2 separate regions of the Homo sapiens genome follow, and region 2 is linked to region 1. Evidence: chromatin contacts called from ENCODE Hi-C or POLR2A ChIA-PET data. All regions are on one chromosome and are shown on one strand. Each heading gives the region's core, a stretch centred on a gene start or an enhancer-like site at or near the end of the contact. The rest is flanking DNA. Distances are from core to core; before and after follow the strand shown.

What was found. A loop is a pair of places that touch in the nucleus more often than their neighbours do. ChIA-PET counts read pairs that join two places held with the same protein, here RNA polymerase II (POLR2A). Pooled maps may share reads with other maps.
Region 2: a map of endothelial cell of umbilical vein shows a loop between it and region 1 (5-fold over the local background). The contact joins the promoter of THAP10 here to the promoter of UACA in region 1. A Hi-C loop is called at or near these places in 4 of 168 maps with a recorded cell type or tissue (dorsolateral prefrontal cortex, endothelial cell of umbilical vein, gastrocnemius medialis and 1 more), 2 of 37 single-sample maps with no recorded cell type and 16 of 50 pooled maps. POLR2A ChIA-PET finds 5 or more read pairs at or near these places in 1 of 52 experiments (MCF 10A).

Annotation. Positions count from the first base shown.
Region 1 is chr15:70,760,807-70,768,694 of GRCh38, reverse strand. UACA (uveal autoantigen with coiled-coil domains and ankyrin repeats) reads left to right here and starts at 5,137. Exons shown (of 19, transcript NM_018003.4): 1 at 5,137-5,365. The coding sequence starts at 5,288. RefSeq lists a silencer at 4,963-5,372.
Region 2 is chr15:70,887,436-70,895,323 of GRCh38, reverse strand. THAP10 (THAP domain containing 10) reads left to right here and starts at 2,891. Exons shown (of 3, transcript NM_020147.4): 1 at 2,891-3,480. The coding sequence starts at 3,052. LRRC49 (leucine rich repeat containing 49) reads right to left here and starts at 2,498. Exons shown (of 16, transcript NM_017691.5): 1 at 2,382-2,498; 2 at 1,684-1,740. The coding sequence starts at 2,429. RefSeq lists an enhancer at 2,538-3,236.

The DNA of each region.
Region 1 (7,888 bases), core at 3,888-6,387:
AAGTTTACTATGGAGTCAGATGGTTACTGATCCCAGAACCAAATTCCTGGTGTTTATCTGGGCTCCAGGCTGAGTAGCCTGTTTTAAAAGAGGCAATCAAGAGGTTTTTTTTGCCTTTCAACCATAAGCACTCAGGGCCATCAGTCTTATCATTAAAGTGAAGCTAAGGGTACTTCTGGATTGTGTGTAATCAAGACTTGATGTTAAACCTGAATCCAAAGAAAACACAGTGGTTATCTCAACTGCTTTTAGGTATAAGGTCAATTATGCTGGGGAAGTCTAGTTTTGTTCCTGACCATGATCCTTCCTGTTTTTTCACTTTTTCTTTCAGTATCGAAACTAATGGCACACTCGATATGTCATAAGTGAATGACAGTCTGTAAATGCCAAGGAAGACAGAGAGAGGTAGAAAGCAGCCTTCTTTGGAAGATAAGTGGTAAACTCAAGATTGCTATAGCTAAACGCATAACAATCCTCAACAGGGGAGATGAAAGAAGTGGTTTCTGTAAGAAGGAATTGATACCACTTGAAATTTTAGTGCTGAGTAACTAAGAAAACTTACATGAGGGTCTATGGTTATGCGGAGCAGACACCATCTTCTTTCCCTTTTTCTTCTTCTCATTCTAGTTTTCTAAGATGCAGCCTTTGGTGAGCTTACTAAAAATACAGATTCTTTTAAAGTTAGTGCCGAAGATGACCTATTTATTTTTTTAAAGCTCTTTTATGCAATGTTTTAGTTTTCAATGTGGCAAGAGAAGAGGGTGTGAGAACTGCCTCAGGTCTCTCATTTCCTGGGCTGCCTATGATTTCTGGGTAGAAGTGCCTTTCCTCATGACTCTGTGGCCACACGTGGTTCTGCCAGCCATTTGCTTTGGCATCTGAGAGAATGACTGATGTCATGGGCCCCTTCATGAAATTATTCACTGGCTTTGTTCACTGGGTCCCCAGGGCTACTCGGAGCAGCAAGAAGTTCTGAAAATGAAGAGGGAAGTCATTGGATATAGAATTCATAACTAAAGCTTGTCTGGAAGGAGATCTTTATGTTTGAAAAGGACTCATTTTATGTGCAAATTTTAGACTTTGTATGTCAATTCTTTTTTTTTTTTTGAGATGAAGTCTTGCTCTATCACCCAGGCTGGAGTGCAGTGGCGTTATTCTGGCTCGCTGCAACCTCTGCCTCCTGGGTTCAAGCGATTCTCCTGCCTCAGCCTCCCCAGTAGCTGGGATTACAGGCTTCCACCACCACGCCCAGCTAATTTTTGTATTTTAGTAGAGATGGGGTTTCACCATGTTCACCAGGCTGGTCTCAAACTCCTGACCTCAAGTGATCTGTCCACTTTGGCCTCCCAAAGTCCTGGAATTACAGTTGTGAGCCACCATGCCCGGCCTGTGTGTGGATTCTTTTTTTTATTGTTGTTGTTTTTGTTTTTGTTTTTTGTTTTTTTTTTTTTTTTTGAGATGGAGTCTTGCTCTGTCGCTCAGGCCGGAGTGCAGTGGCGCCATCTCGGCTCACTGCAAGCTCCACCTCCCAGGTTCACGCCATTCTCCTGCCTCAGCCTCCAGAGTAGCTGGGACTACAGGTGCCTGCCACCACGCCTGGCTAATTTTTTGTATTTTTAGTGGAGACGGGGTTTCACCATATTAGCCAGGATTGTCTCGATCTCCTGACCCCGTGATCCACCCGCCTCGGCCTTCCAAAGTGCTGGGATTACAGGTGTGAGCCACTGTGCCCGGCCCTCTGTGTGGATTCTTTATTCTTCTTCTGAGAAATCATATTTGTCATCGTTTTTGCCGTTATCATCATCTGAGTTATCAGTGAGCATCTGTCGACTGTGTTCTCTTCCCTGTTCTGGCAGGTCCCCTGGGTATCCTCTGCCCATCTGGTATTACTTCTCACCTGTTGGTATTCATTGAATGGATACTCAACCTTGGATAGCCTCCCTTCAGGCAAACTTATCTGTTGATCTTTTCCTTCCCTAAATACCATCTGCAATCTTACTACACGATTCAGTAAGCGATTGTCCAGTTAAACTGTATGTGTTAGCATACAGCTTACACATTTGTTATCTAATCCAGAACACAAGTTCCTTGACAGCAGGGATCAAAATAGGGGTGGTAAGCAGATCAACTTGCTCCATTTGTATTATTTGAGATTACCATGTGTATATATAATCTAGTAAAGTAATTTTAAAAAATGCATTACCCTTCCTGGTATATATTGTAAATAAATAAATATTGGAAAAAAAAAAGAAGTAAAACAAAAAAATATTTTATATAGGCTCAGTGTGATAACAAACAAAAGGTCATCTAGGTTTGATAAGTGCCCTTTGCTCTGAAGGGAAGATAAAAATAAATAATAGTGATAAGAGTTAACAAAATAAAACCCAACCTGTCTGGTTGAATGCTAATAATAGTGACTTTACTTCATATAGGCAGCTTCCAGATCAATGTAAAAAAGCTTTACTGAATATTCAGACCAGTGCTATTTACTTAGCTGCTCTCAAATGGGAATAAGCAGACATCAGCTATCAAGTTTCTAGGCTGGAAAAATCCATAAAGGCCACTGGACACAGACACCATGGGGACATCATCCAGACAGTTCATAAAAATAACTTGCCCAACATTTTTGGAACCTGATGCAAGCTATACTTGTGGTTCTGTCTGTTTCCTTTGCTTTATCCAGTAACAACAGAAAAGGAGGCCAGTCACCAGGACTATGATAACTTGGATGTTACAGGAGACAACCAGTACAACATAACACTGCAATTAATAACTCAAGAGCCAATTACTGAGACAGTGCTCTTGTAAGCAATTAACATTTAAGATTCAGTCAGAGGACTAGATGGTAAATGGGTGCTTATCTTAAGCCCAGAGAAAGGAGTTGATTGAGACACAAATATTTGAGCAGGACCATAGCCTCAGATCATTCCATCTGTGTTCACAATAGGGGGAATCCCAATCCTGTGTCACATAAATACATAGAACAAACAACCATAATTTGCTATAGTAGTCAATAAGAATGCATCAATTCATTCAGAAATATTTATTAAACACCTATAACATGCTAAGCATTCTAGGGAATTCAAATATATGTCAGTTATTCCCCAATTTTAAGTAAATTGAAGTCCAGTAATGAAATAAGGTTTGCTCAGCTCATATGTGTTAGTATCATATGAGAGGTATAATTGCTGTAACTATTTGGAGGATGGAGAGATCACTTCCAGTTACTTGATCAGGGAAGGTTCTATAGAGAGGAGGGCACTTGGAAGGGACATACACTTAAAAACAAACTTTTTGTTAAAGCATAACACACACATAAAAGAGAATATATTGCATACAGTACAGGCTCATTGAATTTTCACAATCTGAAAACACTAGATATGTAACCAGCACCCACAGAGAATAGTACAGTATTCCAGAAGCCCCCGACATCCCCTACCAATCACTCTTGGGGGAGTAGGATTTTCTGAGATGAATGTAGACAGACAGAAGATTATTGGGGGAGGGATCAGTATGCATAAAGATGTGGAAGTTGAAAGCCATGACCCATGTTTGGAGAATGGGCTGAAGAGTAATTCGCTTGGGGTGTTGGCTAGAGAACAGGGTCGCGTCCACGTTATACAGCTTTAAATGCAAAGAATTAGATTTTATTCGTTAGCTGCTGAAGGCTTTTGAGCAAGAGGAGTATTTTTGTAAGACTTATTGATGATGGCTGATAATTTATTGGTGATGGGACAATTAAGAGACTGAAGGTTGGGAGACTGGCTGGGAAGCTTCTGTAATAATAGTCCGGGTATGAGGTAATTTTGGCTCTGCAGTGGCAGTGAGAACAGAGTAACTGACCATACACAGACACTTTAAAGAGCCAACAAGAACTAAATGACTGGAGATCTAGAGGAAGGGGGAGGAATCAAAGAAAATTTTCTTCCAAAGATCTAATCAAGATGAAATTTAATAATATTTTTGGGTAGTTAGTTGTTATTTACTTGTTGTATAGGGTTAACACAGTCTTTGAATGCTGCCTCTCCAAGAAATTCTGAAAACTTTCTTACAGTATTTGAAGAAAACCTTGCGTTACTATAAAGAAACTCTAAAGAGAGCAACTGACCTTTCAGACAAAAAAGAGTCCTTTGTTAGTCAGAAAATGTGGACCGTTTGTCTTTTCAAATGGATGCATGCTACGATAAACGTTTTGCTGGGGGGAAAAATGACTCCAAAGAAGACTTTTGAAGATGTCACCCGAACAGCAAATTATTGGGTGCTGAGCACCTTCCTGTTTCTTCATCCTCTTAAATAATTTTTACTAACCCAGATTTCTAGGTAAGATGATTTAACTTCATCGTATACGTTTACATGTAATGTGTTTCTACAGAAAACAAAAAACCTTTTTGAAGAAAAAAGGGCGTAACTTTTTTTGACAACTTAAATCACTGGCTGTGGGAGTCATTTTTAATTGATGGCACCTCTTCTCCTCCCTCCCCGCCCCCATTCCGTCCCTTTGCTTCCAATACGGCGGATTCTTCACTCAACAAATAAACGAGCACGTAACTTGTACTGTAACTTACTATAACGTCTTTCAAGGTCTTTCTTAACTGTACGTTTTTCTGCACAATCAGCACCTTATTTCTTAGAGACTGTTTATTTCTGGAATTTTTGATGCGTGTGGTGGTTTCCAGGCACCAGGATTTGGTAGTAAAACAGGAGACTGAAAAGAAGTTGCTCCTGAAAGCTGTTCTGTGTGCAGGTAACCAAGAGTCATTTCTAAGACCAGACGGAAGGGAAGGAACTTTACTTGGTAAAGAGCGCGTGGGTGGAAAGAGGAGGGGAGTCCGGGAAGATGAGAGGTGGCAAAGGCGGGACCCCGTGCTCTCTCTAGATCTTAAGCTCCGGGTGGGCGGGCGCCGGTGGCCTGGAGCCCGGCCTGCGCGCATCTCCACGCCTCTGGCCGCCCACCTCCTCCGCCCCTTCCCGGGCTAAAGTTCCCAAACTTTTCCTCCAGCTGGGAGAGGAAGGGTGTTACTCAGTTTAAAAGGGAAGTCCCGCCCCATTCCCGCATTCCGATTGGTCGCGGTTTGCCACGCCCCCGCCAGGGCAGCGGGTCAATTGGCTACGGGAGGGGAGCCCCGCCTCAGGCCTGTCGACGTCTGCTGCCCGGGGCCCGCAGGTGGCAGGCAGGTGGGGCTGGTACAGCCCGCGCCGCCTCTGCTGCAGCCGCTGCCGTCTACTCCTTGCGCGCTGGCACTCCGCAGCCTTTAAGGTTCGCGCGGGGGCCAGGCAAGAGTTAGCCATGAAGAGCCTCAAGTCCCGCCTGAGGAGGCAGGACGTGCCCGGCCCCGCGTCGTCTGGCGCCGCCGCCGCCAGCGCGGTGAGTCCCGCGGTCCGGGCTGCGAGGCGCTCCGCTCCGGGAGCAGCGCAGCCCTCCTTTGCTGGCGAGTTCGCGCGCCGCCTTCCTCTGCTTTTCCTCTGCCAGTTCGGCTTCGGCGGCCCTGGCGACTCCTCCCTGAGGCCGGAGACTCCGTCAGCCCAGAGACCCCGGGGATCCTCCCCGCCGCCGCACCCGAGCCTCTACGGGTCTCTTCCCCACCCCTTTCTCCCAAGCCTCCGAACTTCTGGAAGAAACCTCAGTGGGGCGGTTCTGGCCCCCTCCTCCTAAATCCAAAGTTCCTCGATTGGCACCCCTACTCCGCTCTTTCCGTTGACCCCCCCTCGTCGCTCTCCTCTCCCGGCGCTCGCCCTGCTGCCCACGCCCGCTCGGCCGTGTTGGCTCCCCAGTCCCCGGGGCCGGGGCTCGCACCAGGTAGGGCAGGTGGGCAGGGCTGCGCACCCCGCGCCACCGTGCCCGGACTCCGGACCTTCCCCGGGTCTGAGACAGCGTCAAGCCCTGCCGGGCTGGTGGACGTCCCGTGCTGGCCGCTGTCGTTGTCACTGGGAAGTTTGATTCCCCAGCGAGGCAGAGGGAATCGGCTTAGTCGTAAAGACAAAACCCCACAGGGTGGTGACCCTAGAGGTGGTGAAGTTGGGAGGGGTGGTGGTGATGTGGGTTGTGTAAATCGCACCTGTGGGGCGGGATCCGTGCGGGGCTCTTTCGGTGCTGACCTGCAGCGCGGCCTCAGTGTGCGCGCCAAGGAGTAGTCGGGGCCTCTTTAGTTGGCAGGAGAACAGAAATCTTGAGAAACAGCCTGACCGCAGATGTTGTGATTTAGATAATTTGTCACGTTACAAGAATGGCGATATCATCAAAATTCTATATCATTAAAATAAGTGCCACTTACAAAGTCTTGGAAGAGTCGAACGTAAAGGAGTTGTTATGCTCCAACTGCACAGTTACCTAGTTGGGGTAATTAAAATGAACCTTTACAATTCAACGCAGATTTTACCAAATGATTATATTCTTTTTATCAGAATACTAATTAATCTGCTTCTGCTTTTTTGAGTTAATTCAGTTATGCCTTTCTCTCCACCTATATCGAGGATTATTTTACTTGGACATAAAGGAAATTGTGGAGGAACTACCTAGACTTAAATTCCTATTTCAAAAAAAGAGAGTAGATTCAGATGACGTAATTGATGTTCTTTGATAAAGCATGAAGTCGTTTTATAAGCTCATGGAAAACAGAGATTACTTTGTTTCACTTTTTTTTTTAAAAAAAGTAACTGGCAGAAATGTCATTTAGTGATATTGGAGTTCATTACAGTTAAGATTCTACTTCTGTAATGCAAGTTGTGTTTTTAGCCTTATAGAAGATACAAGTTTCTAGATTTATTAGCTTTGTTTTCCCTGGTTGTGTTTGATTTGCACTAAGGATGTAAATCCCACTTGGAGGTTTATATGCCTTAATTTTATCCAGTTTTCTAGAAATGCAGAGTATTTAGTAGGTATTATCAGCATGATAGTTTGCATTTTATACATTTGGAACATAAAGTGCATATCTCTGAGCTTAAATCTTTAGCACTCAATTGAGCGTTCTATTTTTCTCAAAATGACATAATAAAGATAAACATGATATTAACCTATTTATGTAGAAAAAGCAAACATTTCTGTTTAAATATTAGAATAAGTTCTGTACAATTTAAAAATAAAAGCGTAATGAGGAATAAAACTTAGAATGAATTCTGTAAAATTTTAAAATAAAACTGTAGTGATGAATAAAACCAAACCAAGCATTGATAGAATAAAACACATGTACAGGAGAAATAGACCCTTTCTGCTTTTCAATCTATAAACCATAATCCCAGATTTGGTCACATGTATATGTATTTATTGTATGATTGGGCCACCCTTTTTTTTTTTCTTTTTGCCTTTAAAAACAGTTATTTTTTGAATAGGTAATATAGCACATGGTTTAATATTGGAAAGGAATAAAAATATTTACAACAAAATATCGACACCGTGTTTCCCTAACCCCTGCTTCAGCCACCCTGCCCCCACTTCCTGAGGCCACTGATGATACAGTTGCTTGCATGTTCCTCCAGAGAGAGCTTAGCATATACAAGCAAATATGAATATAGTCACCCTTTATAGAAATGCTAGCACACTGTAGCTGCTGTTTCATATCTTGGACTTTTTTTTTTAAAACTGTAAATAGAGGCTCCCCATTCATATCTTTTGCTGTAATGTACAATTCTGTGATTAATATTCATATTTCAAGTGTGTGTCTGTACCTGTAGGATTAATTCCTAAAAGTGAATTGCTGGGTTAAAGGATATGTGCATTTGTAATTTTGAAGGATGTTGTCAAGTTTCCTTTCATGCATCATGGAACCAGCATATGAGAAATGTTTTCCAAGCTTTTAATAGAAGTCTGTTCAAAGTTTTTGACCTTTGCTAGCCTGATAGGTAAGAACAGTTTATCCTTTCCATTTTTCTTTTTCTGTTTTTTTTTTTTTTT
Region 2 (7,888 bases), core at 1,642-4,141, 130 kb before region 1:
TTATAATATAATAAAATTGTATATTTAAGCCTTCTAAGAAAGGTTTTCACTTGATCTAAAACTGATCTAAAATAATTATCTGGTGGGAGGACTGAGAAAAACAAAACCAGAACAACTTCTTATGATTAGCCACAAAAAACCCCAAATATGTATCTTGAATTAATTAAGATACTTCTAATGTATCCATACTATAAACATTATGTTGGCATTTGCATTATATCCTTAGGAATTATATGACCTAAAGGTATTTTCTCAGAATAGATGTCCACACAAGAGAAAGTGAATGGTTTGGAAAAAATATTTAGATGAGGCACACAGCTCTAGAAACATTATAATGGTGGAAAAGGATTTGTCCAGAGAAATCAATTAGGAAAGCTCTGGAGAGAATCCATTATGCTCAATTATAATAAATAATATTTTCAATTAATCTAACTGCTGTTTATTTGAGATGATCAAATTGTCTATTTTCTGAGTGTTTACCATTTTCATATTCATATATAATGTAATCAACAGCTGCCTCCTTGACTAACGATGTCCTTCCATTTACCTTCCTCATGCCTTTTCTTACCCTTCTTCATGCTGTTATGTGTGAACTCTGCCCTTCACTTTAGAGTTCTTCCAGTGACGCCTATTTAATAACTTTTTAGGACACACCTGAATTGTGATGGTTAGAGGTTTCCAACTTGGTCAAAGGAGGAAAAATCATGTTGTGTCTTGAGACATAGTGTGTAGAAAGTAGGTAAGTATAAATGCTGAGGTGAGACAGAAAGGAAAGAAAAACATGTTTATCTCAAAATCTCAAAAATTAAATCAAAAGCCAGAAATTCTAGAAATGCTAGAGACATTATGGGGAAATAATCTTGGGGAAAAAAATCTCATATTCATATCGTAACTTCTAAATAACGTTAAGTCTAACATGTGTCCACTGCTAACCTATTTTTTTCTTCCCTGATTTTAAATGGGATGTGTGGATATGCCCTCCCAATTACCATTTTATCTAAGGTGTCATTAGTAGTAAGACATACCATTATTTTACCCTCTATTAAGAAAGAAAAAAAACCTCCCCAATTAAACTATGACATGCCATCAATTTTAAGAAGGCTCCTGATTTCAGAAATGTGTAAATATCACTGGGTGCGGTGGCTGTTGCCTGTAATCCCAGCACTTTGGGAGGCCAAAGCAAGCGGATTGCTTCAGCTCAGGAGCTCGAGAACAGCCTGGGCAACATGGTGAAACCTGTCTCTACAAAAAATACAAAAATATTAGCCGGGCGTGGTGGCATGCACCTGTGGTCCCAGCTATTCAGGAGGCTGAGGTGGGAGGATCGCTTGAGCCTGGGAGGCAGAGGTTGCAGTGAGCCAAAATTGTGCCACTGCACCCCAGCGCCCCAGCCTGGGTGATACAGCTAGACCCTGTCTCAAGAAAAAAAAAAGTGTAAATGTCAAAAAAAAAAAACAAAAAAACCCTTACCCTTTTGTAATCAATAAAATCACATTAAGTTTTTTAAAGAGGGCTATTTTAGCTTTATGTAGGCAGAAAGTAAGAACTAGCTTTAAACTGGAAATCAAAGCAAATCTACTTAAATTTTTCAGTTTAGAATCTATCTACACTTTAAGTCATGCTGCTATTTGTGTAGAATTTAAAACAATCTTCAATTTAAATGCCAACCTTCTTAAATCTTACTTTGTTTTTTTCAGGAAGCGATGATGTTTGAATAACCAGATGAAGCCCGCAGTTCACCTGAAATGTAAAAATTAAACCATAAAATTTGCTCTTAATACACAAACACATATTTCCAAAAAAAAAAAAGGTACAAACAGAAATACAACAAAAAAATAGAACACAATGCTCTATTTCTGTTTCTGGTAAATGATCTTGTTCTGAGGATTTGCTGAAAACAATAAAATCACATCTAAGAATTAAAAGGTTTCACTGATTTATTTTCCAAAATGTCGGCAGCAATTTAACCCTCTAGTTAGTACCTCAGGCTTTCGACATTTGCCATTCAGGTCTAAATAAACATCTCAATGAGACAGGTGAAGGAGGTGGGAGTCCCTAATGATAAATTCTCTTCACAGTTAAAAGGAAAAGAAAAGAAAAAGGAATTGACTGGCCAAAGGAATTTAAATAAACCCAAGCCTTTCACAGCAGACCAGCTCCACCTTCTGGGGAGCCCAGATCCTGGACAAGACTTTGAGTACCCATCATACAATATTAAATTGTGCCTTGGTCCAGCCCACGAACCTCAAACCCTGGTCAGACAATAGCTTGAGTAGACCCAGCGGTGCCGGTCCTAATAATACAGCCCATCTCCTAGGACAAAGACGCCAGTCAGAAAGAGTACCAGTGGGAAGAAAGAGAAAGTAGAAGGCCCAACTTACGTTGTTCGCAGCCCGGCCAGAAACAGAGCGATATTTCCCGGGAATCATGATAGGAGACAGTCCAGGTTCTCTGTTAGATCTGCCTTCCAGGTGACGCTACAGCGGAGATTCAAAGAGACCCGAAAGAGGTCATCTCCCAGGCAACCTGCTCAGGGTTACCATGGAAACGACCATTTCCGGTCTGGACCTCTCCCGAATCGATAGAGCCACACAGTCGTTGCAGCTTCTAGTTGTATTCGTGAGAGCCCAGTGCGTCACCACTTCCTCGTTCTATTTTCCCAGCCTCATAAAAACAGAGCGGGAGTATTGGGAGGAGGATAAGCTGGGGAAGAGGCTGGCCACACTGGTTGCTATAACCACCACCACTTCCGGTCCGTTCCTCTTTACGGCCCACCTCAGCGCTGCCCGCGCGAAATTTGTATCCCTCTGCTTGTGTCCACTGGCTCCTGGGGAGCAGCGCAGGGAGGAGGAGGAGGAAGATATCAAAGAGCCCTCCCATTGGGGGCCCCAGATCGCCACTTCCGGTGACCAGAGGTAGGGAAGGAAACAATCCCGACCCGGAGTGGACAGGTGAGGAGGGGAGGACTTGCCTCGCCGAGGCCGCTGCGAGGAGCGTGCCCAAGGGCGAAGGTCCAGGGAACCCGGCTCCCGCGCACCGAAGACGGCCGCCATGCCGGCCCGTTGTGTGGCCGCCCACTGCGGCAACACCACCAAGTCTGGGAAGTCGCTGTTCCGCTTTCCCAAGGACCGGGCCGTGCGGCTGCTCTGGGACCGCTTCGTGCGGGGTTGCCGCGCCGACTGGTACGGAGGCAATGACCGCTCGGTCATCTGCTCTGACCACTTTGCCCCAGCCTGTTTTGACGTCTCTTCGGTTATCCAGAAGAACCTGCGCTTCTCCCAGCGCCTGAGGCTGGTGGCAGGCGCCGTGCCCACCCTGCACCGGGTGCCCGCCCCGGCACCTAAGAGGGGAGAGGAGGGAGACCAAGCAGGCCGCCTGGACACGCGAGGAGAGCTCCAGGCAGCCAGGCATTCTGAGGCTGCCCCAGGTCCAGTCTCCTGTACACGCCCCCGAGCTGGGAAGCAGGCTGCAGCTTCACAGGTAAAGAGAGACCACCGAAGGTTGTGTAAGGACCCCTGGACTCTGGCTGGGCTCCTCCACTTAGTGTCACCTTGGGAAAGGCACCTCATCTCGAAAGTTCCTGTTTTCTAATCTGCAAAGTTAGGGGTGTGCTTTAGAGGTGATCTCCAAGGTCCCACTTATCATTAACACTTTGGAATTAAGTGACCCAGTTAATTCCTTCTAACTGCTCCTCCCCCAAAACTCACACACACACACACACACACACACACACACACACACACACACACACACACAGAGTCTTGTCCTGCAGAGTAGTGAGTTGCTTTCACTCGCTGCTCCAGAGTTTTTAAATAGAAAGGGTTTAATTTGAGCAAATCTCCAGGATTGGAGTGCTTGAAACTGTGTTGCATAACATTACATAAGCTTGAGGAAAGTCCCTTATTTGTGTCACAAATGATGGGGCGAAGGAGATGTGGAGCTACAGATGAAGATGATGGAGCTTGCTAATAAATCCCTTCCCACCCCAAGCTTCCTTTATGACTGATAACTAGCTCCAGCTGCCTTTAAGTTCAGTATCCCTAGTGAGCTGACTTTCCCCATCTTGCTCTCTTCTGCCTACTTTTCTGTTCCTTCTAAACATTGTTTGCACTCATTTTGCATCTGGTTACTACTACCTTCTTCCCCACGTACCATTTTAAAGAAAACTTTCCAGCCTTCCTTGTGATAAACTTCAGCCTTGCCACCATTACACAGATTAAATTATAGCAAGAGGTTAGTAATTTCCTCAGGGGTCTGTAATCCTTACTTAGGTCCGGTTGCCAGACCAACACTCTTTCTGCAGTACTAACCTGCTTCCTACATTGGGGTGGGTATTTAAGACCCTTTAATGGCATCTTGCAATTATTAAGATAAAGAGCAAAATTATTAACCCAATTTACATGGCCCTGCATGTTTTTTCCCCCTGCATACCACACTAGCCCTAACCAAGGCCACTGTCCCTGTTGCTCACTGTGTACCATCATGCTGACCTTTCAGTTCTTGGACATACTATACTATATTACTTCCTACCAACAAGACTTTGCTCAGTTGTTGCATGTATTATAATATCCTGGAACTATGCCCCTCCCACTCCCATCATTGCCAATTAAGTCTTTTTCCCTTAAAAATCAGCTAAACATCTTTCCCCTTGATCCCTTAGTTATGTACTCTCATTCTTCGTGTACTCCATGTGATTCAATAGCACAGATACTTCAGTAGCACTTACCATAATTGCCATGAAATAATTGTGTAGTTTGCTTAATATTTGTTTCTCATATTAGAATGTAAGCTCCATGAGAGCTAGGATCATGTCTGATTTCTTTGCCATTGTATTGCAGTGCCTAAAACAATATTTTACAAATTTAAGTAATTCAATAAATATTTATGGAATGATTACATGACTATAAGAACAAATTTTTGCATTATAATTGAATTTTCAATTATCTGCCAGTTTCCCTCCTCACCAAGCTGTATACCTGTCAAGATAGCTGTCCTTTCCTTGAACCATCTGTCCACCATCACCACCTATACAAACTTTGCCCAAACATATACATCCACATACATATATATGTGTGTAGCAAGAGAGATAAATACTAAACATGTGCCACACACATCCCCCTACACCATTTTTCTTCTTCATAATTACACAACCTAATCAAAAATTGGGAGAAGAAAAGCCAAGCTAGTCAAACAACCAAAGTCTTTATAACCCATAAAAACTAACCGTTGGGAAACAGATCCAGCATACATAATAAATCTGTTTTCCATTTAGTAAGTATAACCAGCCAACATTTATAACAATCCATAGTACATTAATATACTTGCTGAATTACTAGAAAACTGTGAGTTCTAAAATAGTCACTTTAAAAGTATATAAGGTTAAAAAGATTTTGAGTTGATAGCAATAAATGTTTAGCCTGGTCTGGATAAAGAACCCTAACCACATCGCTAAAAAATTGGCTTGTCTATCTGACTTCTTCCCCCACCCAATGTTTTTCTTCCCAATCCCAGGACTAACTGTCTAAAAATCAGATTTCCAGTGATTCTGCAACATTTATTGAAGAGCTATTGTAGACACTGTTCTGGGTGCTTGGTGCTATATATGGATCAATATAAATATGAGTGTTACATATCTTTAGGGGGCTTCCAAAAAGATAAGACACCACTTCCAAGGAAAGAAAGGGGCTTATTTATTGTTTTCCCTTAACTGTTAATTTTGCATTCTTTTTTAAAAAACCCAACTGAATTTTTTAAATTGTTGACTTGAACTATAGCAAATACACAGAAAAGTGAACAAATCTTAAGTGGACAAGTCATTAAATTATCATAAACTGAACATGTGTAACCACAACCCAAGTCAAAGAAACAGAACATTGCTAGCACCCCAGGAGTCCCTATATCACCCCATATCCAGCCCCTCCCCTCTCCTCAAAGGTAACCAAGTTTGCTTTTTTTTGGGGGGGGGATTTCATATAAATCAAATCATACTGTAGCCATTTTCTGTGTCTGGCTTCTTTTGTTCAACATTACATTTTTGAGATTCATCCATATTGTTGCATAGAACAGTAGTTCATTTTCATTATTATGTAGTATTCCATTGTATGAATATACCAAAATTTGTCTGTCTATTGTTGAACATTTGGGTTTTTACCCATTGGGGCTATCATAAGTGATACTACCATAAACTCTTGTATATGTGTTTTGGTCCACGTGTGCACACATTTCTGAGGATATATACCTAGAATTGCTGGGTCATAGTATTACATTAAACTTCAGTAGATAATACCAAATAGTTTTCTAAAATACTTGTACCAATTTACACTTCTACCACAAGTTTGATAGTTTCCATTGTTCCACATTCTTGCCTATACGTGGGATTTCTAGTCTTTCACATCTGAGTCCATTTGCAGAGTGCGTAGTAATGTTTTTGCTTTTCATCCCCCGATTACTGATGAAATTAGTAAGGAAACACCTTTTCAAATATTAATTGGATATTTAGGTAGCCTTCAGTGACATGCCCTTTTAAATCTAGCCCATTTTTCTGTTGGATTGTCTGTCTTTTCTTGTTGATTTAGAATTTTTAATAGATTCTACCTGGAAGTCCTTTTTCAGTTAAATGTTTTTATCTTCTCCCACTATGGGTTGCCTCTTGGTTCTTAATAATGTCTTTTGATGTACTGAAGTTCTTAATTCTGATGTAGTCCAAATTACCAATAATTTTCCTTATTCTTAATACTTAAAACATTTTACTATGCTGTTTGTAATAAACTTTGTTGTTTTTACTTTTTATATTTAGATCTAATTCAGAATTGATTTTTGTGTTTGGTGTGAGGTAGGATTTAAGTTTCATTTTCCCCAACATTGATACCCATTTGACTCAGCATCTTTTATTGAAACTACTAGCATTTCTTCTTGGCCTTGCAATGTCAACTTTGTCATAAATCAAGTGCCCTTTATATGCATAGGTCTGTTTCCACATACTTTATTCTGTTTCACTTATCTGTTTGCCTAAGCAAAAGTATCACAGTGTCTTATATAGCTTTATTAAGAATATTCAATTGATTAATACCTCTTACCTTGTTCATGTTTGTGGATATTTTGACTATGTTGGGCTCTTTAGATTTCTAGATACATTTCAGAATTGATTTGTCAATTTTCACAAGTTACTCACGAGGATTTTGATTATGACTCCATGGAATTCATAAATGAATATGGGAATAAATGGCATATTGACAATATTGACTCTTCTAATCCATGAACATATATCTCCATTTATTTGGGTTTTTAAATTTTTCTTAGAAGTGTTTTGTGGCATTTGATGTAGAGGTCTTACATATCTTTCATTAGATTTATTCACAGCTATTTGATTTTGCTACTATAAATGGTATTTTAAATTTTATAATCTATAAGTGCATATTGATAAATTAATTTTTGTTGAACTTGTATCCAAAAACCTTGTTAAACTCACTTATTAATTTCAATAGTTTATAAATTCTCTTGAATTTTATACATGTACAAAAATATCATCTGAGAAAAGCGTTTGATATTCGTGTTTTTATTTCGTATTCTTCCTGTTGCACTGGCTTGAATGTCCAGTACAGTGTGGGAACAGAAGAGGTGAGGGGAATCCTTTTCTCATTCCTAATTTCAGAGGGAAAGCCTTTAATATTTCCCCATTTGATTATGATTTTTACTATAGTTTTTTATAGCTCTCTTTGTAATAAAAAGAAATGTTCCCCTTTATTTCTAGTTTAGATTATAAATAATGGTGAATTTTATCAAATGGTTGTTCTGAATCTATTAAGGATAACATTTTTATTATGTTAATATAGTAAATTATATTGATTGGTTTTAAAATGTAGAGTCAAACTTGCATGGCTAAAATAAA